Linked DNA regions of Mus musculus: regions 2, 3, 4, 5 and 6 are each linked to region 1. The links are chromatin loops, found by intact Hi-C in ENCODE. Cell type or tissue: left cerebral cortex. All regions are shown on one strand.

Region 1 (5,000 bases):
CTTTAGATGATTCTTGCCAGGTATTTGCTCAAAGCAAAGGAAACAGTAACTAAGACGAATACAAAGTAGCAGTTTCTATTTCTGGCACACATGTCATCCCAGAATAGTCTCATCTAAACAAAACTTGACAGGGCAAAGGAAGAGCCCTCCGTTTCCCATCCTGAATCGGCTTGGGATTTCCTTCGAGCAGCCTGCTGGTGGATTCTCACTTGATACCTCAAAGAATCAACTTGTCACCATAATCTACCCCACTCTTTCAGTGTTAGTAAGGGACAGGCTACAAAGTGCTGGGAACTGTGCCCACTGGAGATTTACAGTAAATAGGATGAGTCCTAGTTCCTCAGCGCTAAGTCCTCTGTTTTGGGTTATTCATACTCCTGAAAGAACAGACGCACTCTGTAGGGTGGCACGGGAATTCAAGAAACGGTTTGGGAGCAGCTGGATTATAGAATGGAATCACACGATCTTCATTGTTTTGTTTTGTTTTGTTTTGTTTTTGAACTGACAAACAGCAAGCATAATGACCATCTATGGAGTGAGACTCTGCTTACTTGCTTACTTCCTTCTAAAACAGAAGGAAGCCAGCACTCGCGACTATGACTTTACAGAATCAAGAATTTTATTCCTCAGAGAGACTTTCAGCAGATTTCTCTTATGGAACCCGCAGATGATGCTCCATGCATCCAAGGCGACTGTATGTTCTACTAAGGGAGGTGCTATCTTTTTCGACTTCAAAAGCAAGGCAGACCACAAAATGCACCAGAAAAGCTTTGCACAGATAAAAAGGCAACACAGGCTTGTTTGTCCTTCCCTTCCTTTCCCCGGGTTCTTAAGACCCCAGAGTTAGCCAAGAACTTGCTAACAAGTGCTAGCCTTAGGGTGGGGGAAACCAGTGCTGGCACTGCCTGCCTCTGAAGTGCTGGGTGCTGCCCTGCTCCACTGTGCCCCAGTCTACGCACTGCATTTCTTCCAAAGCTCCATTCATCTCTGAGCCCTCTTTCCTCTGCAGTCTTTAAAACACCAGGAATGAAAAGGACTCAGGATTTGAAATCTGTCTCTTCAGGGCCAGAGGGGGACTCCTTCAGGTCTACCCCCACCGCCGCCATCCAGATCGATACTCTACGACTCGAGAGCCACATGAAGGATAAAAATCAACCTTGGGATTTGTAAAGGTTCCTAAAATGCTACCACCATAAAAGTTTTTGAGCATCAAGATTTTACTCCGGCTTATGTTATTATAATGACTTTTTGTATAATCCAAAAACCAAAACATTCTAATATTTTAGTGGCCAGAAGTGAAAGAGGTTGCCCATCAATTGGTCCACCATGTCTCTCTCCAGCTGTCTGCTCTCAGCATCCTTTTGCAGGATCTGCTATGTCCCTTTGCTGACAGGTGGGTGCAAGCTTCCGTTCTCTTGCCGTTTCACTCCAATAATTTCCTAGGCAGTGCTGAGCACAGCTGGCATGTCCGGAGCGCCTCTCGTTGGCTGGAGCCTACCAGGTCTCCTCTTGCAGACATGCCTATCCATCCCTGCCTCCTGGACTCCAGCCCTTTCCGCTCAGCTACTAATGAGTTTCTGCTCCCACGAGCAACTCAAACAAACTCCTAACTTTTCTTTATAGAGCCAAATGTTTTCTTGTTATCGTAATCCCAACTTTAAAACAAACAAATAAGCACCGACGACGACGACGAAAACAAAAAACAAAACAAAACAAAACAAACAAACAAACAAAATCCCTTCTCTTTCCAAATAATCACTCTGGCTGAATCCCTGGGAGTCCCTGACAGTGTACACCTGCGACCCTCCTCTGCCTCTGCACCCTTCCCACTCCCGGGAAGCCTCCTGTGTCCAACCCCTCACACCCTTTCTAAGAGTTACATCTGGCCGTACACTGCTTGTTTTCACTGGGACAACTGAGGTGGCTATGCAGGCCCAGACGCACCCTGCTTCATAGCCTAAACTCTTCAAATCCTTCTCCATAGTCTTTTCTAGAGTTGGCATGCACACGCTGTCTGTCTGACACTGCCCTTGCTTTTCTTGTGGCCCACGGCTACATCCCACCACCAGAGCCAATGCCTGCAGTAAGAACGCATCTGGCCTGAGCTCTTCCAAGTCTGATCTATCCATCTCAGAGGAACAAGGCTGAACTCCCAAGACCCAGGGATCCTGTGCATTTTCACACCCTCTCTTGTTGATGGAAACAGTTTTCTAAGAGCCCAGAGATTTTCACCCGTCAAGTGAGTGCAGTGCCCACAGTTACTGTGTGACCCTGGGCTGTTTACTTAATCTCTCAGAACTGCAGTGTCCTTGTGTATAAAAAGGTCCCAAGCTACCTCATTAGGGATATTAGGGAGATTAGAGGGGTTACACGTGGAAAGTGTTGGGTATAGTCCTGAGCAGTGCCAGCTATGACCACAGCCCTTTTCAGACTTGGAATCGCCTTCTTACCAATGTTCATATGATAAACTCCTATTCATTCTTCAAAACCCAGGGCTCTCATGTCCTCTGATTATTCAATTCCCCCTCCCCCCACCCCACACCTACAGTACCATTCACAGCTTCATTTCACTCTGGTTTGACAAAAAAAAAATCACACCTATATATCCAGCTGCTGAGAAATTACAGGAGAGGGTCACCTCTAATTTTTAAGCCCTCGACAACATAAACTCAGGTCCACAGTGGGAATTTAATGAATACCTCCCGGCTAGAAGCGCGCACATCAAGAAATGTCTCTCAGAGTCATTCTTCAGCGATGGTGTTTGCATCTTCAAAAGAAAACATGAAGTCAACACTGAGGGAGTTGGGAAATATCCCAAGAGGCCCAAGTCACAAGATCTCGCTGTGCCTCCGAGGCAAAGGACAGCTGGTTAAAAAGTACCTGAGGTAGACATCTTAACAACACCCCAGAGCCTTACACATTCCAGGAGTTAAAGATATTTACTTGAAGTTTCCAGGAAGAAGAAGAAGCCTGAAATCCCAACCAAAATCAAATGCACAAAACTGACACATGGAGGACTAGGGGGAGGGGCACCCAGAAAGGCCAGACAAGCCAGGACCAGATCATAAACATAAGAACACTGAAAACTCTTCACTCTCACCTCAGCCTCTTGAAGTCAGCGACCATGGGTTGGCCCTATTTGCTAAAATACTACAATGGGTCACATTCAAGAATACAAGCTGACACTAACTAAAGGTGATGGTCCAACTCCCCAGAAATGCATGCATTAACGTGGAGAGACCCATAAAGCCCTCCTGGGAACATGCAATGTTTTAGTATTGAAAATTCTATCCGACAACAAAGGCTAAGAAGTCTGCCACTTCATCACCCTCTCGCGATACCAAAATGGCAAGCAACAGATGCTCCTCGTGCTAAGACTTCTGGGAGTTTTAAAGCCTCCCCAAATCATCTTAGAAATGATGTGTGCTGTTATGGGAAGAAAACCGTGGAGGTTAAAAAATAAAATCACTGATGAATAATTTAAGCATTAAAAGTTATAAGGATATATACCAATATCTTGGAATCTATAGAAATTAAAAGTTTTCAAAAATTTTATCATCGCCCATATATTATTATTATTTTTTAAAGCCAATGAGAATTGAGATATTTATTGGTTTTACTTTTAGGACAAGCTGACCCAAACTAAATTGCTCTAGTATACAATAAACGTCATACAAAAAAAAGAAAGCAAACTACCATGGGAAATTCCAAAGTTCATAATCCTGTCATGTGTTTAAGGGAGAAAGGGCCCCCCTGCTCTGCTCATTTTTCTTCCTGCCCTTTCTTTCTCCCTCTGCCATTCCTCCACAGTTCCTCCCAGGGGTAACTGCTCCAGAAACAAACACATAAACACTTTTGAAAATGTGGAATATTGGGACTCTGGATCTGTAAAGGTTCTAGTATTTATAATTAAGCTAATACTGGTTCCCAGAACTAGTAGTCCCAAATAGTACATTAAACGAAGACTCGGGAGGGTGTGTGACTCGGCAATACACATCAGAGTTGCCTCTGGACTCCTGACAGCTCAGTTAACCTGTGGAGTCTGCCTCCTCAGGTAAACACACAGAGGAGCCAGATCAACTCTGTGCTCCTTAATGCCTGATCTGGGAAACCTGCAATGTTACACAAACCAAGTCGAAAGTAACATTTGAAATACAAAGCTTCACTTTCAAAACGGAGCATCCAAGGATGCAGAGTAGCCGAAGTTCACCCTTCAACTACAAACAGCCATGTCACACACAGGTCACAAAGCACAGGCGTCTATCCCGAAATCGCCTTCATGGCCTTTCCTCTCTGATGCCACACAGGCTATTCTGCTAGTGACAACTTCTCCTTCACCCGGTTCCATGACATATTTCAACCGCAAAGAAGTTCTGATCAGGCTAAGGCCATCCTTACAAAAACTGGGAAACCAGAGGCAAACTGAATTATTTCTTTTCCAGTTCACACCATGTAACATGAGCACACCAACACATGGGGGAGGGGGAGCTGGGGGGAGGGGGATGGACGCTGTATTTTCCAAACTGTCAGATGATTCAAAACCAGCCAAAACCACAAAAAATCCAAACCTCTAAAACCAATGGCTGTTCCTTTGTAGGATGCCCTTGTGGCAATCACATCCCTACTAACTGCAGGCTCTCTTTCCCAGCAACAGTACAACCCAGATGAGTTAATTCTGTGTATGTCCAGCCCCTAGGATAGACCCACAAGAAAAACAGAGAGAATAACAAAACATGTCTATGAGATTATCTACCTCTCTTATATGTCTCCATTACAAACAACTAAAGTCCACCTTCTTCTCATCTCCTGTGATAAGCAAGTTTCAGTCACACATGATTCCCCACCCCCCTCCCCCAGAGATGCTCCCTGCAGGCCACAAACCATGGGTGGGTGCTCTCAACCAACTTTCACTTGGTAACAAAATCCTATGCCCTGCAAGCAACCTCACATAGAAACCATCCTAGGTTGCTCACGCTCCCAGAGAGCCTTTGGGAAAGAGA
Region 2 (5,000 bases), 190 kb after region 1:
TAGATGTTTCCAGAGCCTGCTTTCCACCTCTGGAAAGGGAAGGCTGGTCTTTGACCCTCTGAGGGTAGCAAGAATGAAGAAATCTAGCAGTAGGAGGGGAGTGGAGTCCTGTGGGAAAGGAAGACGTCAATGCCTAGCCTGGCAAATAGTATATCCAAATGACAACCAAAAGGATTGGATTCCAGGCTTAGTGAGAGACCTTGTCTTGAGAGAGAGAGAGAGAGAAAGAGAGAGAGAGCACAATAGAAGACAACTTTTGTGTGTGGATTGGTGGATTGCTGCCCTCGACACACATATGAACGGGGGAGGGGCACACATGTGCACATATGAGCACTCCAATAAAAAAACAGAGATGAAAGGACACAACAAAAAGAAACACACATACCTTAGTAAATACTCAAGGATTCTGCAAAGATGCTTGCTAAGTGAGTTGGGATCCAGGGGTGCCACGGGGGAGCCCGTGGCAGAGCAGCGCTGTGTACCTATCAACCATTCCCTCGTTTGATCTTTACAACGACTCAGTGGAATCTCTGGGCACGGCATGGACAAGGGAGCATTTGGGGTGCTTCTGACCTTGACCATTTGGCTGTACTATCTCACGACCCCACATGCTTAAGAGAGAACAAACAAGAGACACATCCTTGAATATCCTATTGCCTGAACTATAGCTGTCCTTCCGACACGTTCTATTTTGAAGAACTAGGAGAGCGACATTTTTCAACTGGAACTTGAAAATCTTCAAAAAGCTAGGTGCATTTCCCCTATTCTGTGTGCTAAAATAAAATAAAAAAAAAAAACAGAAATCTATGAATAGGAGTGGTTTAAGACTGTGTTTCTAAGTCGGGTAGTGGTGATACACACCTTTAATCTCAGCACTTGGGAGGCAGAGGCAGGCAGATTTCTGAATTTGATGTCAGCCTGGTCTACAAAGTAAATTCCAGGACAGCCAGGGCTACACAGAGGAATCCTGTCTCAAAACAACAACAATAAAAACAAAAAAAACAAACAAACAAACAAACAAAAAAAAAAAAAAAAACCCAAAACCTGTGTTTCTGAAGTTGGCTAATACGCTTATTTAACGCATATTTATGCGTGGTAAATTCTCCTTGTCCAATCAAATAAAAACTTGAGACTTAGGAATGATCTCTTGAGGAACCGCCAACGGCCTTGCTTGGGACTTAACTCCCTTTGAGGACATAAGGGTGACATTAGTTACTTTTTCACTCAGTACCGTGACGAGATGAATGACTGACAGACAGATGCCGCTTTACGGAAGGAACAATTTCTTTTGGCTCGGTTTCCGGGCATTTCAATCCATCATAGCCCAGAAGGCATGGTAGGGTGGCTCTCTCTGAGGCAAGGGGAACATGGAGAAAGTTCTGTTCACGGGCATCCAGGAGGAAGACGGCAGAACCTGAATCACTGGCTGGGCGGAACCTTCAAAGGCCACTCCCACCCCTGATGGGACCTGCCTCTACCACCCAAGCCCCACCTCCTAATAGCTGCACTCTCTCTCCAAATAGCGTTGCTGTCTGGGAGCACGCTTTCAAAACAAGAGCCTGTGCAGGCTTTTCAAATTCTAACCTTAACAGGAGACCCAAACCTTATCCTTATAGGGAATTGACCTCTGCTCCTTCCTCGGGGAACCCCAAGAAATCCTGAGGTGCAGTTGCCTGTGAAGAGATTTAAGAATGAACGGTTAAACCCTTTATTGGCGATCAAGTCCTCCCCTATCCAGGGGGGGTTGCTGGACAATTCCCTTTCCATCCTGTTATGACTGGTTTTGATGATCATCAACTGGACAGGCTCTAGAACCGCGGTGGAGACTAGCCTCTAGGCATGCTTGTGAGGGATTCTCTAGACCAGGTGAAGTGAGAAGGGAAGGCCCACCCTAAAAGTGTGTGGCACCATTCTCTTAGCTGGAGTATCAGACTGAATAAAAAAGGGAAAGCCAGCTGAGCAGCAGCCATCTTGCCCTTTGCTCCCTAACTGCAGACACAATCCTGGCAGCTTCGCGGCCATGATTGACTGTCCCCCTCGTACTGTGGGGTTAGACAAGCCCTTCCTTCCTCACGACCCTTTGGTCAACGGTATTTTTCATCACAGCAACGAAAAAAATCACTAAGATAGCAGACCATAAACAAGGACAGAAGTTCTCCTATGACCCCCTAAGACAATACAGCTGACCCCTCGTTTCAATACCGTTAATGTAACACAATGAATGATCTAAGCAAATTGACAGAGTCTCGAGGTTAGTCTGATTTTAGGAGGCTCAGGGTGTTTTCAAATTAGGACCTCCAATTCAGCTTTCCCTGTGCCTGTAAAGCAACAGATTTCTGCACCATTTAAAAGAAGAAAAAAAAAGTTAGTGTGCGCTGCCAACAGCTGGCTGACAACCCCAAGCACTGGGTAAGCTGGCGCGGTTCCAGATTTTGCATAAGGAGTTCATTTTGGGTTAGTCAAAAAGAGGGAAGGAGTTGGCCCAGATCCTGTTGCACAAATTCAGGAACAAGGAGTTGTGATTCTCTTTAGAAATCGCTGGAAGGTGGCTCTCAGGTCTATTTGCCAAAGCACAGTTGGATGTCCATTTGTTTCCCTGTTAGACGCAAGAAGCTCAGAAGTGCCGTCCGCTGAAGCTCCGTACACCGTCCAGGATTCCCCTCTGACAAGCCACCAGCTGATGCAGCTGTGAAACTCCATGAGGCTAATTCCTTCTCTCTCTAACTTTCTTATAAAGATCTATTGTTTCTGCAGAGCCAGTTACTAAGCTTCTTTTTCTTCCGTCTCATAAATCTGATTCTTCTTAGCCCGAGGCTCCATTTACGGTAAAGGATTCACCTAGTCTGTTAGAGGATGAAAAGCGCTTACGTCCATAAGACATAAGCTTCCTGTTTCAAAACGGAAATCGCCGTTTCCTACTTTCAGAGTGACGCGTAAATTAATGTCGTCGCCATTGTTGTTGTTTGTTGCTGTTGTTATTGTTGTTGTTGTTGTTGTTACTAAGACAATGCAGAAAGATGTAAGGGACATAAAACTTTAACCAAAATCTCACTCCTAGGGAAAACTAAGAACCACTAATATTTAAATCTGTTTTCAGACTTTTAAGTTTTATCTTAGAAAAAAATGATTTAAATTGTTTAGCAATCTAAATTTTTTCTAAGTATAAAGTTGGATATTTTCCCATAGAGTGTGATTTCTCAGCATCCCTGATTTTGAAAAGTGGAGAGATAGGATGCATAATCATGTCCTGGATTAGCTAAACTACTATGATTGTCTACTATGAATAATTTTGAAATGAATCCCTGTTGTATATTTGTCAAGTTATCTCTTGTATTAATAATCACCTTGTGTGCATTTGTTAGGGGCGGGGGTGGTGTATGTACAATATTTGTGTGTGCAAGTTCAAGCACTCATCTACTATGGTATACAGTGGAGTTCTGAGGACAACTTTGGGTATCAGCCCTCACCTTCCACTTTGTTTGAGACGTGGTCTCTTGTCTGTCATGGCATACCCAAGGTTAACTGGTCCCTGGGCGCCTGGGCCTGCTTCACTTCCTAATTCACCCTACAAGTGTTGGGATTGCAGGTGCACACTGCCACATCTGGCTGCCGCGGAGTTCTGGGGATCTAAAGTCAGGTCCTCGGGCTTGCCATGCAGGTGCTCCCCCAGGGAGCCCCTCCCCAGGGCAATCCTCGTGATCAATGTCTATGCTCAGACCTTGCTTGATGAAGTCATGCCCGTGCTTTCAAGACCTTCCTTGCCCATGACCAGAAAAACTCTGTTTGTTTACAGACTCCCTAGCTTTGTCCAAGAGCACGTTCCCTTGCTGTTCTTGTAAAAAACAACTTCCCTTTTTTTGTTTGATTGTTTGTGTCCACTTGAAAGTCAAAATATTGTTTCATTTCTTCTGATTACTGACAAGGTTGAACATGTTTTCAAACTCTGTGTGTGTGTGTGTGTGTGTGTGTGTGTGTGTGTGTGTGTTCTTTTTAGTGTATTGTCTCTCACTCCATTTTTCAATGGGGGGTGGGGTACTTATATTTTTCTCCAGATCTCACCACACACAAAGACAACACCATCCAGACTGTGTCTCAAAGAACTTTACTGCCCCGGGAGATGTTAATAGGCATGCTGAGAGAGAGAGCGAGTCCCATGGTCAGATTTAACACATCATTTCCCTAAACTTAATTGACCATCAAAACTGGTTTTTTATCACAGAACACCCATTAGCATCTTTCAGCACGCTGGTGTTCTGAGCAGTAACATTTGAGAAAATGTGGGTACTAACACTTTATTGGTTACACGCGTGGACTGTCCTTCTCGTTTCTCTTCTTTTCCACCCAACGTTTCTTCGTCGAGTTTTCGTTTTCGTCTCTGAAGCTCTTGAGCATTTCCTTTTGCAGTATTGTGGCAGTCGGGACCCTGAGCTCACATTTATTTGCTTTGGATCCTGGTGCTGCTGGCCATTGGCTGGGACTGTTGGAAAATTAACCTTTTCCTGCCTCTGTGTCATCCTCCAGAAGATGGGAGAGCCGTGGTTGACAGTCTGTCACATGATTGGTCGCACTGAAGGTGGTGGCCATTCACCCTCTAGATGATATAGAAAGTCTCTGTTCCTGCTCACATTTTCTTTGTTGATTCTGATCTTGGCTATGAAATAAAGACTTTATGTTTCTTCTCTGGTGCTCAGCCAAAATTTTTCAACATTGTCTATTGATTCGTGTTCCTATTATATTATGTTATATTATATTTTTCTAGATTAATTTGTCTTCTCAGTGTGTCCTGAAACCAAGATGCCTTCGTTCTTACTCATTTTTATTTACCTGAATCATAGCTGACTCTCCTCTTGTGAAGGCCCCCGCCCCCAAGTCATTTGGTAGGGCTAAGGAACCCAGAGTGGTAGCCAGGGTTCTTTGCTGAAGCAAATGGCAAATAGCAATCATGCAGATCTTGATGTCACCCTTTTGTGCTCTCTTCAAACCCACATGCTAGTGAGGCT
Region 3 (5,000 bases), 370 kb after region 1:
ATGAAAATGCGTTGTCACAACCAGTATAATCAGTGCGCTTATAAGCCAAGTACCGAGCTTATCCATACCCGAGCTTCCACTGTTTTATCTACAGAATCAGATGATGGCCAACTCTATCGGCCCATTTGTATCCTGGGTTCTTGAACAAACTCCCAATGGTCTACAGACCTACATAACTAGTTTCTATGGACACATCGACTCTAGCTTCTATGGAGGAGTGGTGTCTGAGAAGTAATGAGAGCTGCTCCAAAGCACGCTGACAATGAGGGATGACTTATCTTCTAGAGGTTCACCTGAATTAGCACTCATTATTTTAAAACATCCTTTCCCCAAATCAAAGCAAGTACAGGTGCTATCCACCTTAGACACGGGACACACAAATGTCACCTCGTTCACTGGGTCCCTTTGCTTCATTTAGTCACAACATCAGCAATAGCTTTCAGAACACTAAAATTAAATAGATTTTTTCTTCTTTCTTCCTTTCTTTTCTTGTTTTTTCTTTTGTTTTGCTTTGGTTTTTTGTTTTTTCAAGACAGGTGTATTAGTCAGGGTTCTCTAGAGTCACAGAACTTATGGATAGTTTCTAGATAGTAAAGGAATTTATTGATGACTTACAGTCGGCAGCCCAATTCCCAACAATGGTTCAGTCGCAGCTGTGAATGGAAGTCCAAGGATCTAGCAGTTACTCAGTCTCACGCAGCAAGCAGGCGAAGGAGCAAGAGCTAGAGCTAGACTCCCTTCTTCCAATGTCCTTATATTGTCTCCAGCAGAAGGTGTAGCTCAGATTAAAGGTGTGTTCCACCACACCTTTAATCCCAGATGAAAGGTGTAGCCCAGATTAAAGGTGTGTTCCTTAAACTCGGAGATTCAATCTTCTGGAATCCATAGCCACTATGGCTCAAGATCTTCAAACCAAGATCCAGATCAGGATCTCCAAGCCTCCAGATAAGGGTCACTGGTGAGCCTTCCAATTCTGAATTGTAGTTCATTCCAAATATAGTCAAGTTGACAACCAGGAATAGCCACTACAACAGGGTTTCTCTTTGTAGCCCTGGCTGTCCTGGAACTCACTCTGCAGACCAGGCTGGCCTCGAACTCAGAAATCTGCCTGCCTCTGCCTCCCAAGTGCTGGGATTAAAGGCATGCCCAACTAATAGATTTTTTTCAATTAAATGATTTAAATTCCACAAAAATATCTTTTAAAATCCTAAAGTTTATGCTTAAGTTTGTTTACCTTTTCTGTCTTAGTGAACAACACCGTTACCAAAAAAGACCTATACTCAAGATTTTATAACTACACATAATGCAAACCTCTTATAAGTAAAAATATAATCTCAAGTTAAATAGATTCCCCAGGACCTCCCAATTTACAGCAGAGTCATAAAGGTTTGTACCAGGCCAACTCCTCTGTATTTCACCATGAGAATAGTCTTTCTTCCTTCTGGAAACATTGTCTTTCCTTACAAGCATGTCCAAGCTTTTGACATTGTGGCATGACATTGCCACTTACAGAGTTCATCCAAGAAAACCACACACGTCAAAAAATATCCTAGCCTCACAACTTTGTGCTGGGCCACACTAACAGCCATTCTGGGGCCATGGGTGCCTGTCCCCAGTACTTTATACATATTAGATATCACATAATGCTACTTATACTTAAGTCTGTCTACAAATCTTCTGTCAATTTCAAAGCATTTAACCACAAATCAGAACTAAACTTCTAATGGCTTTTAAAAATGATGTGCCTATATAATGAAAATATTAAAAAGCTCAAATGCGCTACTTTATTTACTCTTCAAAAATGTTTAATATTTAATGTACAGAGTGCTCCCATCCCAAAGAGTTAGATGGCTGAAATGTAATTTACCTTGCCTGCATGCATGTCTGTGTGAGGTGTTGGATTTCCCTGGGACTGGAGCTACAGGCAGGTGTGAGCTGCCATCTGGGTGCTGGGTATTGAATGGGGTCCTTTGGAAGAGCAGTCAGTGCTCTTAACCTCTGAGCCATCACTCCAGCCCTTTATAAAAAATGTAATAATGTTAAGTTCAGGGAAGTTACTGTTACTAAAGATAACATTCACCAAATTCTAGAAAGGTGGCATAGTTTTGGCAGTGCCTTGGCTCACTCTAAGGTAGAAATCCCCGTAATTTGGCATCAAGGCATCCTTATTTCTTTCATAGTATTTTCAAAACAAAAGAAAAACCCAGGTGTACACTTTTTTTTTTAAATGGGAAATTACTTCAGTCAATAGTTGTATATACAGTGTCACCACATGAAATAATTGTAGTCTTTCAAAAACAATCCAAGAGTCTGTAATTAACAAAACTGCCTCCAAGCAAAAGTTAAATGGAATCAGAGGGGAAACTCAGCACTGCTACAGGAAGACGGGGAAGACACCCCCAGGGAGTGACACCCACACCTTATACAACCGAGAGCTTACAATCCTGGCTGTTTCATTCATTCATTGACAACGTCAACTGTGAGTGAGTGAGCAAGGATCCAGAAGGAACCAGGCTCTCCCTCGTCCTCAGCAGTCTAAGTGCAACCCCCTCCACCTTCACCTGGAGATCCAACCCAAGCTTCAAAGTGCTCCCGACAAACACGCCACTCTCTCCCCACATCATCCTCAGGGGAAACTTTTTTAAAAATGGAAATGTAAGACTCAGAAACTCCATAGGTAGGTAGGTATACATACATATATATCAAATTCTTGGTGGTTTGGAGTCAGAGAAACGACCCTGTATGTAGTTCACTGCGCACTTATGACTTTACCTAGGAACAAAGGCATTATTTTCCCCGGAGTTCCCCTTTCACCAGTGGGAAAATTGCTTCAGATAGGATTTGGACAAACCTTCAGGTGTTAAGAGTTCACAGAACAAAAACCAAGCTCCTAGACTAATTTTAACCAAAGATTACTTGTTCTTTAGTCTAAATGCACACAAAACTGTACTATGGCCCAAGGCATTACAGAGGAAAACTTAGGTATCAAAAAAATAGCCTTTTTTCTTTTGACAGAGGGCTTATTTGTGAAGGATTAGGCGTGGTGTGTGTGTTAACAATCAGTGTAGCATGAAAAAAACAGACGAGGCGACTGTGTGAAAATATAACACCTTCGATATGCACGGGACTAAGAACCAATGGTCCAGGTCTTGCAGAACACAACTCTATGATTAAGCTTCATGGCTCACCAGCCTCTCTTTTCAAGATTGGTTTGCTTGGCAATCCAGCCCTCTGGCCATGACTCTGTATAGGGATGTGAGACCGAAACCCCAAGATCCTGCGTGGCTTTCACTCGGCCGGAGAAAAGTGACAGGGATGCTGGCGGGAAAACCCTGCAGGCCAAGTTTCCCCCCCACCAAGCCGGGCTCCCCTCCCCCTTCTGGCCACCTTCGCCAAAGAGAAGGATCCAAAGAGAAAGTATACAATCCAATCAGCGAAGGCCTCGGAGAAAGTTGATCGTGGCACCCATTTCCCATCCGCGGGAAAAAGCCAGGCGGCGGCTGAGTGGCTGGAGAGCGGCAGCTTGTCCCCCAGCGCCGGGATGGCCTGGCGCCTCGGGAGGGCCGGGGACTAGGCCCGGCCACCCGCCCGCCCGGGAAAAACTCCTTCCCTCCCGCGCAGCCCGTGCCTTCGGGCCCGGGCGCTACCTGGGACGCGTCCCTGGGGGTGGACAAAGGATGCGCCAGGGACGCCGGGACGCGGACCAGCCCCGGGCGGCCAGAGCGGACAACGGCCTAGCGGGGAGATGGGGGAGGGGGTGGCTGGAGACCCGCCGGACCGAGGGGTGGGGCAGGGCCTGTCGCGAGGCCCGGGCGGCGGCCGCCCTCCACCTCTCCCCCACCCCGAGGTGGGGCGAGGGTCGGATTTCAGCCTCACCTGAAGTCCTTGTCGCTGGATGTCATTTTCTCCAGCAAGTTGGAGATGTGGTACGAAGCGCTCGCCATGTTGCCGGCCTCGATCCCGCCTGCTGGCTCAGTGGCTGCTGGGCCCCGCGGCCGGGGCTCCTCCTCTCCTTGGCGGCGGCGCCCGCTTCCAGGGTCGCACCGCGACGCGGACTGGGGAAGGCGCTCCGACGCGACGTCCAGTCCCCGGCCAGACGGGGATGGGGAGGGGAATGGCTGCCCCGGGGGGGAGGTAGGGGAGGCCGAGAGTGAGTGACGGGGACGGCCTAACGACGGCGCTGCTCGCGGGGCGCCGAGCTCATGGGCGGCGGGACGGACGGCTTGGGCCTCGCCGGGAAGCCAGACACTTGCGTTCGGGCCGCCTCGCTCCCACTCCCTCCGCACTCGCTCCCTAGGGCAAGAGGCCAAAGCCCGCCTCCTTCGCTAGGAGGGCGGGGGCGGCCGACGCAGGGCGCTGCGGGGAGGCGGGGTCGGAGGTCACCGGGGCTGCCCGGCGCACTCTGCGCAGTCGCGGTTTACAGGGACGCTCCCGTTGGCCCGGCCGGCTGTCTGTCTTCGCACGGGCCGCCTTTCGGGCGGAATGGCAACGCCTCGAGGGGCTCTTCTCGCGAGACCTTAAAGCGACGGTTAAAGGACGGGCAGTGAGCGTCCAAGGCCGGAGTTCTGCAAACGCTCCTTGCTCCTCCCTGCGACATTAAGAAGGAAGGTCTATGCGTTTGAAAGCGCGTGGGGCTTGTGGGTGATGATGCTAAGAGCTGGCCTGGAGGCCAAGGGGTGCAATGGAAAAATGAGCTCTCTTTCCGAACGGTACGCGTGGCCGAAACTGTCCCCTAACAACCATGCTGTATGGTTGCCACGTGAGAACTACGACTCCCACAATTCAATTGGGGACACACGAAGGACGTGATTGGCTCTTTGAACCTGGAGTTTCTTTATTGGTTCCCGTGGTCGGAGAGAATGCTGGGATTTGCAGGCAGGCAACGCGGGTTATGCTAAATAAAATCTTTCCATCGGCGTGTGCTGTTTCTAAAGTGTCTGTTTCCCTGAAAACATCGCCCACTCCCACCCCCACCCCCGTCCTCATGTTGTTTTGGGCAA
Region 4 (5,000 bases), 110 kb after region 1:
GAGAAGGGTGAAGAGTGAATAGGCTCATATACTTGAATGCTTGGTCCCCAGTTAGTGGAACAGTTTGGGAAGGATTAGAAGGCGTGGTCTTGGTGGAGGAGGTGTGTCACTGGGTGGGTGGGCTTTGAGGTTTCAAAAGCTCACATTATTCCAGTTCTCCCTCTCCCTCTCCCTCTCCCTCTCTCTCTATCACCTTGTGAGCATTGTCTCAACATGTAAGCTCTCAGCTATGGCTCTAGTACCATGCCTTCCTGCTGCTGCCATGCTTCTTGCTATAAGGGTAATGAACTTACCCTTGGAAATTGTAGGCATTATCCCAATTAAATGCTTGATTTTATAAGTTCCTTTGAAATGTGTCTCTTTACAGCAACAGACTAAGATAGTCAGAGTACATGACCATGACGGTGAGATATGTGACAGTTAGCAGACAGGCACAGCATTGAGCCAGTGGGTAAGAACACATATCTTACGATACAACCTCAAGGCAGAAAGTCAACTAGGAATGACTGGAGTTTTGAAACCTCAAATCCTGCCCTTAGTGACACACCTCCTCCAAGACCACGCCTTCTGCTCCTTCCCAAAAGTTCCACCAACTAGAGACCAAGTATTCAAATATATGCGCTTATAGGAAAATTCTCATTCATACCCACAGTCTCATAAAACATGTCTTTGAACTGTCTATCTTGGGCTGAAACAGAAGCATGCCTGTGTTAGCTCCTCTCATCTTTTGGGGGTAGCTTCCAAGTACCTCTTGCTTTCAGGCTGTGGGCATATGAGTGCTGAACTCCTGGTGATCAAGGACGCCCCTTGGGCACTGCTAGCAGCTGTGTGAGTGTCTATCCCACATTTTCACATTGAGTGCCTAACACACTCTGAGTGACAATGTCTGGAGGTGAGGACTTCACGGTAGTTAGCTTTTGATGAGTTCACAAGAGTGAGGGCCCCTTGGCAGAGTGAGCATCTTTTTAAGACAAGAGGAAGGAGGCCCTCTCTCTTTCCACCACTTCTTCTTTGCCATGTAATGATACACAGAGAAGGCAGATTTCTGAAAGTCTAGGGGAGAGGACTCACTACTGACCTAGACCTTGATCTTGAGGCTTCTGTCTCCAGGATCGTCTCCTATCTAATCTACCCTAATTAAAACAGGGAGGTACCAAAAGATACACAGTTGTGCTCTGAGAGGAAGCAGTGTCCTGCACTCTAACGTGGTGTTTAGGAAACCTACAGATAAAATGCCCATGACATTCATGGATAGAGTTAGAGAGTGCGATCAGGTGATAGCCTTATTGAAGCAGAGCCTAAAAGATATCCAAGGCATGGATGCAAATGAATTCACCTCAGCACAACCTGGCAAAAACCTACACTTCTTGACACTGTTCTATCCTGTGTTCTGATTGGCTATTTATCTTGTAGGTGTGACTTGCCAGCACAAGTGTTATGCACAGTAATAAACCATATATATGAAAGTACCATAATCAACTGAACCAGTTTCCAGTTGTTGGATACTGTAATTGCTTTCAGATTACAAACAATGCTCAAGGGCACACACACACACACACACCCCACACTGCATCTTTGTACATACATATATTTGTTCGCAGGGACATTTCCTACCATTTGAGTCAAAGGCATTTACATATATATTATGTATATGCCTCACATATGTAATTTAGTTATATTTATAATTTATATATTTATAATTTATTCATGTATACTTATACATATATATGAGCTTTTAATGTTCTTGGTAGTGAAAAGGTGTTCTCTGGCCGCTTTTCCATTTCTACTCTGACAGAAACACATGGAAGCCCGTTGTTTTCAGCAGGATGCATTTTTACATTGGTGTAATGCTTGCCAATTTAAGCTAAAAGGGACTTTTGTTCTAACTTGCATAATTGTCGAGCCTTGAGAGCAGTCGGGTATTTTTGTTTGCTTAAAAGGCTTTTCTAGGCCCTCCTCTGTAAATTGCTCATTTGCATCTGTCGCTAGGTTTTTCTCCCCATTGTATCTCAGGTCTTTCTTATTAAGGAAATTCACCTCTTCTCATGGTTCTTCTGGAAACAACGCCCTGTGTGACGCTTGCCTTTGCGGACTTCCTCTGTGACCGGATTTAGAATCTTCAAGAGGCAAAAAAAAAAAAAAAAATCCCAAAGTGGGACAGTCCCAGCCCCACACTTGCCAAGTTCTCGAATGCACTTGAAGATCTATGGGCAGATCCACATCCCCAATTGCTGTCACCCTGTGGGCATCGGGCCCCCAAGCGTCCTGGCAGAGGCTGCTACCCATCACCGGTGCCTCTGTGCATGTGGTCTCCCATATCCTGTCCATGTCAGGTCCAAGCACAGAAGCCTGGAACCCTCCTCTAGCCTGTGTCTCTCCCCTTCCATGAGGGCCAGGAGTCTGCCCTAAGCTCGTCCATGCTCAAACTTCCTTTCCTCTCCTTGGAGCTGCCTGGACCTACTGTAGCAATTGCGGCTCATCTTCCTTTCCCTCCCGAGGGCTGTGGTATCAGGGGCTGTTTTTAGCCAGCTTCTCTTTTCTGCTTCATTTACACCCTGATCTCTGTGCTAAATCTAAGGTCTTCTGGTGTCCAGACATTTTTTACTATTAGCTCTTCCCTGGATTTCTCTACATCTCAATCATATTATTCAAATAAACCCAATATACCTTTCCTTTTATAAGCCTACATTTAAAGAGCAGCCAGATGGCTGTATTTCTGTTCCTCTATGTAGCCAGTCTCGTTTCTAATATACCACTTTTTTATCCCGTAGGGAAAATGCTTCCTACGAAGTGATCAGTAGTCTCTATTTTCATCCACCTGTCTCCAATCCCAGTGCTGATGCAGGCGGGAAGATCCTAGTTTTAAGTGGAAGTCACGTACCCCCTAGCCGTCTCCAGGGAACCTGGTTATGGAGGTGTGCCTGCCCTCTGAGCCACTTGCTCAGCTTTGGGATTGGGAATTAATTAGTTGAGTTGCTTCTCCATGTCCAGCAAAGCTGGTGATATGTGTGCCGTGTAATAAGAGCCCAACTTACTTGTCATTCATGAAATCAGCACCCATGGGTGGGAGAAGATTCTGCACGGCTCCTGAATTGGAAGCTGGGTGTGAAGCGGTGTAATATATTGCACACCGAGAGTTGATTAGAGGTTGTGGAATGTTAACGTGAACACGAACCCTAGAGACCAGCCCTGTGAGTCCAAAATGTCTGGTGTTCTTTGTGCACCTCTTTCATTCTGGATGTTGCTCAAAACATGACAAGAACTCACAGTGGGGTGTGCTAACCGATTGCCAGTTACCTCTGACTCTAGTCAGCAGCTCAGCCTAACCTGGAACTTGGAAGAAATACAGAATTACAGAATCCAAACATGACTCTTAAGTTGGTGGTGGTGGTGTGGTTTGGTTTGGTTTGGTTTGGTTTGGTTTCTCAAGACAGGGTTTCTCTGCTTAGCCCTGGCTGTCCTGGAACTCACTGTATAGACCCAGGCTGGCCTTGAACTCAGAAATCCACCTGCTTCTGCCACTCAAGCGCTGAGGTTAAGGTGTGTGCCACAATCCCCAGCCTCTAAACCTACCCTTTAACAAGACTTCTGAAAGATTTAGTTTGTACATTAAAGTTTGATAGGCCACATAAAAACTAACTTTTCAGCCCTCAAAGGGAAACATGCACGACACCGGCGAAATTTACTAAATCTGGAGGCGGAGGCTTCATCTGCTTCGCCTGATACACAGGATTCTTTCCTTGGTGTTTAGCCTTCCCTGTTTGCTTTAGTTCAATGCACAGGTGCAGTGTTTTTGCAAAGGAGCCACAAAGCTCATTTCAAATGAGATGCTTCAAACAGCCTAAGATTTTTTTTTTTGTAATCTTTCCAACAGAAAGAAGTAGGTGTGAGTTGATAGATGCTCAGTTCCCCTGATCTGCTCACACAGTGGACGTGTTTCAAAATGGCGCTCTGTACCTCACAAACATTTACAATCACAGTGTCCATTTACGTGTTAATAAAAATTAACAAGAGGAAGTTCAGAATTGGTCCTTAAGGGCCTTCCAAAGACTTGGCTGAAACTGGATGAAGATTTCCAATCCAGTTTCCAGCAGTTTGGTTGCCCAAGACTGGCCCCAAGGGATAGCTGCCCTGGGGCCAGGAAAACAGATGAACCTGAGGAGACACTAACAGGCAGGAGTGAAGGCAACCCAGCTGCCTTCTGGTCATAGCTCCTTTCCTCCCTCTCAGAGAAACGGTGGGAGAGACTGGGCAATCAGAAGAATCCCACTCATATAGTTTTGGTCATTAATGACAAGCTGGAAAACAGAAAATAAGAATTCTCCACCAAATTCTTCCTTATATTTAACAACAACAACAACAAGTACCTAAGATGCCGGGCAGTGGTGGCGCATGCCTTTAATCCCAGCATGTGGGAGGCAGAGGCAGGTGGATTTCTGAGTTTGAGGCCAGCCTGGTCTACAGAGTGAGTTCCAGGACAGCCAGGGCTACACAGAGAAACCCTGTCTCAAAAAACCAAAAAAAGAGGTACCTAAGAACCAAAACTGAAGACTGAAGAGATAGAAAACCCAAGTTGATTCGGAGTCAATAGAAAAAGTTACCCAAATGATAAAACCCCTAGAAGTACCCTGGTCTCAGATATTTCATAAGGAAATCCTTAAAGCTTTTGAGAAATCAATAACTGCAACACTATTTAACGTCCCCCAGAACACAGCAAGAGGGAGAGGGGCTATGAAGAGAAAGACTTTTCCTGCCAAGTCGAGAGAATGCTTAGACAAACATCTGACCCAGATAACACCCAGACAGAGAACACAAAGACTGCTCATGAATATGGACGGGGAAATCCTAAGTGCAGTCTTCACAGCTATAATTGGGGAGTGTATTAAAGAACATTACACTTAACCAAGTGACAATTCCAGAACATAAGGGTGGCTGTCCTAAGCCGCATGTTGATATAATTTATAAATCATATGTAGTACATTAATAAATAGGTTATGTTA
Region 5 (5,000 bases), 83 kb before region 1:
CACATATTTTCTGAGTATTCTAAATCCATAGTCTGTTCATCTCCATGGGGCTCAGATTGCAGCTCCAACTTCTCCCAGTTCCATCCCCTCTGTGTCTCACCGGGGTCTCTCCCAAGGTGAGATCACAAAGGCAAGAGGACACTCACTAGCCATTTTTGTAGCTACTATGTTTAAGTAATAATGGATTTTAGGTCACTGGGGAACCTAGTAATTATTTACCATTCTAAGCATTAAAGTAAAATTTGTTGCCTTTTGATGATTGGATCTAAACTCAACTGTATCAGGGGGTAAGGGGGGGGGGGATCAGGAATTAAGTCTTTCCCAGCTCTCTGATATCATTTCTCTCACATCAGATCATACCCTCCTAGTAATTTCTTACATTTTAAAGGAATACTTTAAAATATGGTTGTTTATAGTATAGGATACCATATCTAAAATACTACAATGCCATGATACACATGTTTATAAAGAATTTTCCTTAGTACAAGGAGATAGGAATGGATCAAAACACCCATGGAAGGAGTTACAGAGACACAGTTTGGAGCTGAGACGAAAGGATGGACCATCTAGAGACTGCCATATCCGGGGATCCATCCCATAATCAACCTCCAATTGCTGACACCATTGCACATACTATCAAGATTTTGCTGAAAGGACCCAGATATAGCTGTCTTTTGTGAGACTATGCCGGGGCCTAGCAAACACAGAAGTGGATGCTCACAGTCAGTTATTGGAGGGATCACAGGGCCCCCAATGGAGGAGCTAGAGAAAGTAACCAAGGAGCTAAAGGGATCTGCAACCCTATAGGTGGGACAACACTATGAACTACCCAGTACCCCCCCCCCCCCCCAGAGCTCATGTCTCTAGCTGCATATGTATCAGAAGATGGCCTAGTCGGCCATCAGTGGAAAGAGAGCCCCATTGGTTGTGCAAACTTTATCTGCCTCAGTACAGGGGAATGCCAGGGCCAAGGAGTGGGAGTGGGTGGGTGGGGGAGTGGGTGGGGGAGTGGGTGGGTGGGGGACTTTTGGGATAGCACTGGAAATGTAAATGAAATAAATACCTAAAAAAATGGAGAAAAAAAAGAATTTTCCTGTGAAAATTTTATGCTGCCACAATAGCTCATTCTTTATCCAGGTGACTTCAGTCCCTACATATGAAACCATCCTCCCTCTAGAATAAGACTTCAATTCCCAGGTGTTGTCAACAGTGCCTCACCTGTGGTTGAGGACCATGGGAAGGGATGCTGTTGCTAAGCAACACGGGAGCGTTGCTACTCATGTGAGGAACTCTTGATGCCTCTGGGAGAACATCAAGAGTTAAATCTTTTACTCAAATCTACAAAATAAAAACTTCCAAATTTGATTTTCCTTTGATTCTCTAAAATCCAAGTTGTCCACAACACTGAGGAAAATGCTTAGAACTGATGTCAGAGATTTTCACTAGTGTTGTCCAGGTAACATGCAGAGTGTCACTTCTCAACGATCAGTGAATATTTCACAAATCCTTGCACATTCCTCGTTATTTAATCCACTCGGCAATTCCCCATTCTGCAGATGCATAAACTAAGGCTTAGGGTTAAGAAGTGTCTTTTTTGTCTTGAGCTGTTGTAAAATATTATGGCAAAAGCAGCTTATGGGACAAAAGTCTTATTGTGGCTTGTGGTCAGGCACGGATGGTCGTGGACAGGAAGTTGAGGCCATAGGAGCCTGAAGTACCTGGTCACACACATTTACAACCTGGAAACAGAGAGGACACGTGTGCTCAGCTCACTCTCCCCATCGGAGACAGTGTAGAGTCCCCTGCTTAAGGGAAGGCCCTGCCCACAATTATGATGCTTCTTCCTGCATCAACTAAGGTAATCGAGAACGTCTCCCACAAGCATAGCTAGAGGCCCATCTCCTCCACAACCCCATGTTCCGCCAATTTGACAGCTCACACCAACCATCACACAAGGCTTGTCCACCTCTACCTGCTAAAGCTGGACCAGATCTGGATGTATATTGGAGCCCAAATATGCCTAATTCCAGAGTCTATCCTTTAAGGCCACCTAGCTCCCCTAGTGTTGACATCAGAATACAACTGAGCTGTACATCTGCAACAGTCTTACTTAGTTGTCTATAGGAACAAAAAGATAGCAATAATTGAGAGAAACCGCTTATATCTTGAGACCCATTGTGTATAATTTTGGCAGTTTATTAAAATATGTAAGTATTACAAACATATTACATTTTACATGTGTATTTAACATACTTTTTTTTCCGTGTTACAGGTTCGGGTTTTTGTCAAATTTTAATGTTGCCCTTGGTGTCTGTCCTTGGGAAGGTTGCTTCCGGCATCCAGCCGCTTTCATTTTTCTTACGCGTGATGGTGGCAACAATGGAATTTATTCCACTAGCTGGTTATTGTGGCAATTAAAGGAGATAATTCTCTGAAGTGTGATAAAATTATAAATAATTTTACCAGCTGGTACCAGAGTTATACTAAGAGACGAAACTGTGTAGGAAGCTAATTTGCAGGCTGTTTGGGCTGGGTTTGGGAAGCAGGCATGGAACAAAGTGAGCTAACGATGGGAATGATAAACTTGTGCGCCGGGCACAAGGAGCAATATGCGCAGCCTGAGGGAAGCAGAGACAGGAAAAGAGGAAAAGGAATAGGAAGGGAGAGAAGAGAGCAGAGCTTGCAGCAAATAGGTGTCCACAGAAGAAATTCCAGGAGAGTGGAGACCAGAGAATTTCAGCCCAGCCACGGGCGTCTGTCATCCACCCACTCTTGGCTCTTCTGTCTTTCTGTGGCACGCAGCCTCTGCACTGCTCCAGAAAAATATGTTACAGCATCAGTGAGTGGCTGTTAGAGGAAGAACAAAGGAAGGGGCGGGCCGTCTCCAGATCTGTGTTGGTATAAATCAGAGGGCAGCAGCGCAGCAGCCACGGGTGAAGGAGTGAGATAAATACATAAGTGTCCCATAACACACAGAACTCTGAGGAGGACCTTATCCATCTCAATCACATCTTAAAGATTATCTTGATTACGTACTTATCCATTCAATCAACATTAATTGAGTGTTTACTACGTCCCAGGATAGCTTACATCAGTGAGCTTAAGTCAATCTTTCTGTTCCTGAACTGTACTTTTTGGTTTGGCAATATAGCAAGGGCAGAGGAAGGACAGACAAGAAGTGAGGAGAGAATGAGCAATATAGCTACGGGTAGCAGAGTGTGCAGCATGAGTCTTTCAGTGTTGCCGACATGGGTGGACGTGAGGCGCTAACTTAGGAGGCCAGACAGGGCTTTGCTCCGAAGCTCTCTTGATCCAAAGACAGTAAGAAGAAGGCAGGTGCTATTTGATGGAGAGTATAGCATCAGTCAGCACCCTGACAGGCAGACAGACGCAGAGGTGGGAGACAGCATAAATAAACAAGATGGGACTCTTTCCCTTTGCCTTCAGCCGGGACAAGGACCTAGCAGATGTCCATCTCGCCACCTGAGGGCTTTCCAACTGACCTGCCAGGACCGTGGCTGTGAGCCAATCTGCCCACTTTTCTTTGTCTAACCTGACCAATCAGAAATGATGGGAGGAGGCTGCATCCTAGTCCACTTGAAACCCCTAGCTCACCCGGGTGGGGTGGGGTGGGGTGGGGGTAGGGGAATGAATTTCGGCTTCTGGGTCCTCTAGTTTTGTGTATGTGTGTGTGTAGTGGTGTTGTGGTGTGTGTGTGTTCATTTTTAGTTGCTGAGAAAATGAACCAACCGTATCAAGACCACTAGACAGGTAACACAGATAATTTGTTGATATTGGGTGATTTATTCCAACAGAGAGACAGCAGGACTGAGTATGAGCAGGAAACCAGATGACAGAGGGCTAGGGAGAAAGAGGTTCCCTTGGGGCTTTGGGACAATCTAATACCAGGAAGTAGCTGGCCTGAAAAAATGGTGAGTTTCTCCTCTAATCCTAGGCACTTAGGGGTCAGGAAGCAAGGTGACCGCAGAGCTGTGCCTTTCTGAGGCCATCAGGACCCATCTCTCCCAGGCTTCTGTCCTGGCTTCGGCTGCTTGGCCTGTAATCTCTGTGGTTGTTTTGTTTGTAGTCATATTTGCAGGCTTATCCCTCCAACCATCTTCTATCCTCACATGACCTTCTCGGTCTCATTACAAGAGCTTCCCTGGGGAATGTCAGTCCTGCCCAAATTTTCTCCGTAATAGGGATAGCAGTGAGATTGAATTGAATTAGGACCCATCCCAATGGTTTCCTTTATATTTGATTCTCTCTCTAAAGACTATTTCCAGCTATTACCACTTTCTGATGAACGCTCTGCGGTCCTGAAACTCACCGTGTAGACCAGGCTAGCCCCAAACTCTGCCTGCCTCCACCTCCCTAGTGCTAACATTAAATGCATGTGTCACCACACTTGGCCTCTAAATTCCAAGTCTTTATGAAACTCACAAACTCCATAGCCCAGAACCTGCAGTAGTCTTTACTTTCATCTCCCACCAGCCCCTCCTGACCCACTTACTCCATCCACCTGCCTGTTGCTCTCAACCATGCCAAGGAGAGCCCCGCTACCCTAGACCCTCCTTATGTGCATGGCTTCTCTCCAGAAAGCCTGTGTTCCACAGTCTGGCTAGGCTAGGTCTCTGTTACCACACAGGCTTGGTCTTCAATACCTTCCTGACACACATATGCCTTCTTCAAGAACTTTTGGATGGGGATAGCATGAGGACAAGATGTAGCTATGAGTGACTCCCAGTTTCAAAGGCGGATCCTTCAGGATTTGCCACCAGAGGGTTTAGAATTAATAAGGCTTACAAGATTAGGATTTTAGTGGTTGTGCCCAGCGACTGAGTCACCGTTGTTTCTGAACTAAGTTTGTGTTGTGTTTTCCTTCATGTAGTGGCTCATCCAGGTTCAAGAGGGAATGGTACGATGACGGCAAAACGTGGGTTTACCTGATGAGCACCACAAAGGTCGTGGTAACAACCTGCCAGTAGGAACCTAGCGCA
Region 6 (5,000 bases), 160 kb after region 1:
TGCAGAAGAATGCTACTCTTGGCCTTAAAACAAAAGAAAGCAAGTGTGGGGAATTTTGAGAGCACTGAAAATGAGTTCTGGAGACAGTAAGATTTCTCTAATAAATCAATCAAAGATGTTTTAGAAATCTGCAGCGTGGGACACACCACTAGAAATCGTGGGGACGGTGGTGACTCCTGACTGCACCTTGGCACTTTCGAGCCTGGAGTGGTAGAGATGTGCAATCCCGTGTGAGGCATGTCTTCCCCCGCCTAAGGAGATAATAACCTGGGGAGTTAGGAAAGGCACATACACTGCCTGATAAAAAACAAGTCGGATGATTATAAGAGCTATAAGGAGAGTAATAAATTATGACTGACAAGCAGCACGTCCCATAAAGGAAGTGTAATTCACAATGCACTTTGAACCTTTGATAGGAGGAGGTGTGAGGGAGTCACCTCAAGCAGAGAAACGTCACGCACAGAAGCCGGAAATGGCAGGCTGCAGCACGTGTTCAAAGCACGTGGACCTCTCTTGCTTCTGCCTATTCAAAGTTCACCCTCTATTCTCCTGGTGATAAGAACAATATTCCTTTAGGAAATTCTACCTGGTTTTCATGTCTTGCTTCTAAAATCAAATACAGCCTGTTTGTTGGCCATGCCCTGACCTGTATCACTGGATGAAGTCACTCGTTTAGAGTTGAGCACCGGGCTCAGGTCAGCCTGAGCAGTAACACACATTGCAGTTGATTCCCCACCATCTTGTGCTTCTCCACTGGAGTCCTTCTCTTTCCAAGAAAGTGGCAAAGCCTGGGTTTTCATGTGATTCTGTAACTAGAGTGGCTGTCAGGAAGACAGGCCAGAGCATCGCCCAGTGGCTCTTGTCTTGATACAGCGACAACACATTTGCATTTGGCTTACCCTGTCCAAATCACTTTCTGACGCCCGTAACAACAAGAATCACACCACACAGCTGAGAGCAGCCCGGAGAGAACCTTGACACATCGTCAACACATTTATTCTGTAACCAAGAAAGAGGGTCACAGGAGACTTTAGGAAAGTGGTGGGTTTGGACATGGCCTAACAGACACACTGCTGTAGGCAGGGAGACCAGTGAGAGAGGGTCACAAATCAACCCCAGCGGTGAGAACTGTCAGCGTTTCGTTATGAGGTCCAGAGACTACACCGCTGTCCTTTCTGAAGCTTGCTGTGCAATAAGCCCTGGGCTAAGCTCCTCACACCCAGTCACTCGCTTGCTACTCACGCAACAATAAATAAGATCCTCTTATTCATATTAACATTTACTTCATTCCATAAAGAAATCCCATTTTGTAGAAGCTGTAATTAGGTGTTAGCAGGTTAATAAATTCCCAATACTCCACAACCAGCCAAATAACATAACAGAACTAAGATAAAATAGACAGCAAGCCATTTCCAAGTGTCTGTGATATATATATATGTATATATGTGTGTGTGTATATACAACATATGTATATATTATGCATATCTACTTTGTTTTGCTTATAGGTATATATATGCATACTATATGTATGGCTGGTGCCCAAGGAAGGCAGAAGAGAGTATCAGGTCCCCTGAAACTGGAGTAATAGAGGCGTATGAGTCACCATTTAGGTGCCGAGAATCTAACCTGGTTCCTCTGCAAGAGCAATGAGAGACAGACACTATTCTTAAACAGGGCAGTTGCCAGCACCACAGACTTCCACATGCTCTCCCATGTGTGCCCGTCCCACCTCCCCCTCTGGAATGCCTGTGTGTAGAGTTCATTCTTTGGTTTAGAGAACGTCGGAGAATATTGTTTCTAGAGCACCCCACCACCACCATTGTACAGTACTTACGTAACAGAAGGGGACATTGATGCTCTGGACCAGGAACAGAACCTTAAAGGCAGGTAGATTTGGAATAAATAAGCCTTAGAGAAAACTATTCAGAAAAATGTCCCATCTCCATGGTGTTGGCAGAGGGTCACACAGTGTGGGTGAGGGAGGAAGAGAACAGAGAAAAACCCTTAACAAAAGCCCCACGTCTCCTTCGGAACGCAGATCTCTATGCAAATGTCCAAAAGCGCACCCATGCGCACTTCCATAAATGACCACTGCCTGCCCTGTTTCAGCCAGTCCTCAGATACAGGGAGATGAAGTCAGGCCTCCCAAGAACTGTCACCGTGGAGTCCCTTCTCTCTGCCAGACCTTCCCACAGCCCCAGATGGTCTAGTTTCTCCTTCCCTGTCGCTTCCTGAGGGTGTGGGAGAAAGAAACGAATTAGAAGAGAAGCAACTAGCAAAAGAATTTTCCAGGACTAGCCCAGCAGGGCAGGTGCCAAACAGACCCAGGGTGGTGCGTGGCAGAAATGGCTTGGTGCCTGTGCTTCCTTGGTGCCCAACTTCTCCTGGTAGTGTCACCAAACTGCAGCTTACCACAGTCTCTGATTCTCCTGGAGAGTCTGTCTACAAAACACTGCATGGGAACAAATGATCCATCAGACCCTCCTGGGTGACACAGGGGATTGTGCTAATGGTAGCATTTCCAGGAAAGAACTTCACACGGGGGCAAATCCATGCTTTACCGGTCATTCACTAATTTGTTTATTAAATATCAATTGAGAAACTGTAACATGGCAGTTCTCAACCATGCTGATGCTGTGACCCCTTGATACAGTTCCTCATGTCGTGGTGATTCCCAACCATAAAATTATTTTTGTTGCTACCTCTTACCTATAATTTTACTGCTGTTGTGAGTCGTAATGTAGATATCAGATATGTAGGATACCTGATACGCAATCCCCAAAGGGGTCACAACCCACAGGTTGTAATGTGCCTGAGGCTTTTCTTGGTAGTGTGGGTAGGGTACCAGACTGCTAGCTCCTGGTGAGAATGATGAGCAATAAACAAATCAATAACCATAGAATTAGTGACTGAGAGAGAACAGGGGGGAGGCAGAAGAAAAAGGGTCGGAGGAGGAGTGGGGAGGAAAAGGAAAGATAAATCTCATTAAAGGTAGGGAGAGAGTAGGAGGCACTGACAGGAAGAAGTGAATATCAAGCCAAAGCTCAAGGAAGAGGAAGGAGGAGGAGGAACCGTCTTCAGTATGGTGAGGCTAAGCCCACCCACATGGCTGGTGGAGAGAGTCAGAGAGATGCCAGAGAGTCAGAGGGAGCAGCAGTCAACAAGACTGTATCTATGTCCTTTCTTTAGGATGCTGGCAAGCCACAGAAGGGTTTTGCATGGCAGTGTGAGCTGAGGTGTGGGCTGTACTTTAGAAAATGCTTGAGGCAAAAGCAAAGGAAGAAAACAAGAGAAGCAGGACCAGTTAGTGCAGGCAGCAGAGGGTGGCCAGGCCCCAGGAGATGGTCACAGGAGTGTGGAGGAGGCAGAGGACTTGAGATATATTTGGAATTCAGAGCCCTTCCTCTCACTTCGCAGCTGTACAGTGGACACTCTGGGGGCTGTGCTCTTTGTGCGCTCGTGTCTGGGTTCTGCCTCACAGCGGTGATGGACAGCTCCCAGGGGCTGCAGCCCTCTCCTGGGTTTCTCCCATCTGGAAGATGTCTTCTTGTCCACAGATAAGCATGGTCTGGAGTGCCAGCTGGAGGAATCTGTTTCAGGAGGAACGACCAACAGTGGGGCACTGGTGTTGGAGGGACATGTGTCCCAGGGCCCTGTCATGGAGATAAGGGTTCTAAAACTATTCTAGATACAGTCCCTGGCATTGCTTACTGTTTGTCCTTCTCAATGGACATTTAAATTTACTATCTGACTTCCACTACCACAAAAGTCTCAGACACGTCATAGTGTTTCCCTCTCCCCGCACCCTCCCTGACTTGGCCTAATCGATTGCTTACCTCTCTATTGTGAGGAAACTGTCTTTCTCCCATGGCTGGTAAAGGAAATGCCAGAATCTTCATATAACAGTCTCTTCTTTTCTGTCATGAATTGGTCGATTTATAACAAGGAACAAGCTTTCCCCTCAGCTCCTCTCAAACAGTCATTACCCAACTGCACTTGGAAGATTAGCCTGGCTTATGGAAAGTCAACTGGAGAATAATTGTACAGTAAAAGGAAGACACTTAGAGATCTCTTTCGGGAAAGCAATCAAGGTTTAATCTCAAACTACATAGATGGCTCCGTAATGGACCAGAATAGATGCCAATGGTTTCATAGACGGTAAATAGACAAGGATATGTCTGGGTGATAATTCAACAAAAGGGTCCACGCTTAAGTGAATTTGGCGAGAATCCCCTAAAGTGCTGCTGGATCCTGTATGTTCTTTGTTAGAAGTGACTATAGATTAAAGAGATGTGAGACAAGTGTAAGGCAGAAGACTTCTTTAAGTCAAAATAGACATTTTAGTAACTGGGCTTTGAATACATCCTCCCTCCTCTGACATCATCTAACATTTGACAGCTGTGAATAAATATGACATAAGCCAATGGAAATGCTTAATAATATAGGAACCGAAAGAATACAGGGGAAGCTGAGGCATCCTAGCTTCAGCTCCTCTGACAGTCCAGCCCCCATCCTGTCCCCCTTCTTCCTGACACCCTGCACCTACAGTATCTCACAGCCCAGGCAGGCTTGTTACTGACACCCTAGGGGCTATCCAGGCAGGGTTTAACCCTGGGTTGTGAGGTTGCATCTCTGTGCACCTGGGTAAACTTCAGTATGAATGGCTATGGGATGGGAGTGATTCACCCTAACAGGGTTATTCCAGGGTTAAGTGGGCTAACAAAAGCAGAAGTAGGGCCACCACTCAGGAAAACACCATTTGTCTATTATCTCTACCTCGCCAAAGAAGCATCAGACAGCTAGAGGCCAAGAAAGAAAAAGAAGAGGGTGGGGCATGACACCCGGGGAAGGGTGTCCTGGAGTAACTAAACCTTTGCTGTCTGAATAAGGCTGCTGGTCAAGCAGTGTACCCAATGGGCTGGCCAGCTGGCCTCAGTTTGGAAGGGCAGGAGCTAATAACTCTACCTGTTAATACACTGGGAGTACCGCCCCTGCCTCAG

The links. Hi-C counts contacts between places; a loop is a spot of excess contacts. Peaks named below come from ENCODE experiments on the same cell type or tissue, not always from the same donor. Only the 100,000 strongest peaks of a DNase experiment are listed, where the experiment ranks them.
Region 2: a loop joins it to region 1, with 2.7 times the contacts of the local background. A loop is called at or near these places in 13 of 42 quality-filtered maps.
Region 3: a loop joins it to region 1, with 4 times the contacts of the local background. A loop is called at or near these places in 9 of 42 quality-filtered maps.
Region 4: it touches region 1 in a loop (2.1-fold over the local background); 3 of 42 quality-filtered maps call a loop at or near these places.
Region 5: it touches region 1 in a loop (2.2-fold over the local background); 5 of 42 quality-filtered maps call a loop at or near these places.
Region 6: a loop joins it to region 1, with 2.3 times the contacts of the local background. A loop is called at or near these places in 3 of 42 quality-filtered maps.

The regions. Positions count from the first base shown.
Region 1 is chr10:118,862,332-118,867,331 of GRCm38, forward strand. All of the region lies in intron 2 of Dyrk2 (dual-specificity tyrosine-(Y)-phosphorylation regulated kinase 2), which reads right to left. Among named protein-coding and RNA genes, the nearest start is that of Dyrk2, 4.1 kb to the right of the region's middle. In left cerebral cortex, no CTCF peak of the experiment used is centred here; DNase peaks (open chromatin) are centred at 723, 1,487, 2,832, 3,273 and 1 more place; H3K4me3 peaks cover 906 bases.
Region 2 is chr10:119,052,954-119,057,953 of GRCm38, forward strand. No RefSeq gene overlaps it. Among named protein-coding and RNA genes, the nearest start is that of Gm33677, 5.0 kb to the left of the region's middle. In left cerebral cortex, no CTCF peak of the experiment used is centred here; a DNase peak (open chromatin) is centred at 2,478.
Region 3 is chr10:119,235,765-119,240,764 of GRCm38, forward strand. Cand1 (cullin associated and neddylation disassociated 1) reads right to left here and starts at 4,291. Exons shown (of 15, transcript NM_027994.1): 1 at 3,877-4,291. The coding sequence starts at 3,944. In left cerebral cortex, no CTCF peak of the experiment used is centred here; DNase peaks (open chromatin) are centred at 2,479, 3,424, 4,442 and 4,770; H3K4me3 peaks cover 2,663 bases; H3K27ac peaks cover 1,889 bases.
Region 4 is chr10:118,968,710-118,973,709 of GRCm38, forward strand. No RefSeq gene overlaps it. Among named protein-coding and RNA genes, the nearest start is that of Gm33624, 36 kb to the right of the region's middle. In left cerebral cortex, no CTCF peak of the experiment used is centred here; a DNase peak (open chromatin) is centred at 1,938.
Region 5 is chr10:118,779,305-118,784,304 of GRCm38, forward strand. All of the region lies in intron 1 of Gm33439 (a long non-coding RNA gene), which reads left to right. Among named protein-coding and RNA genes, the nearest start is that of Gm33481, 11 kb to the right of the region's middle. In left cerebral cortex, a CTCF peak has its summit at 2,073; DNase peaks (open chromatin) are centred at 1,989, 2,728 and 3,243.
Region 6 is chr10:119,024,215-119,029,214 of GRCm38, forward strand. Gm33677 (predicted gene, 33677) reads right to left here. Exons shown (of 4, transcript NR_152787.1): 4 at 4,076-5,000. Among named protein-coding and RNA genes, the nearest start is that of Gm33624, 19 kb to the left of the region's middle. In left cerebral cortex, CTCF peaks have their summits at 2,120 and 2,319; DNase peaks (open chromatin) are centred at 1,689, 2,255 and 3,217; H3K27ac peaks cover 1,986 bases.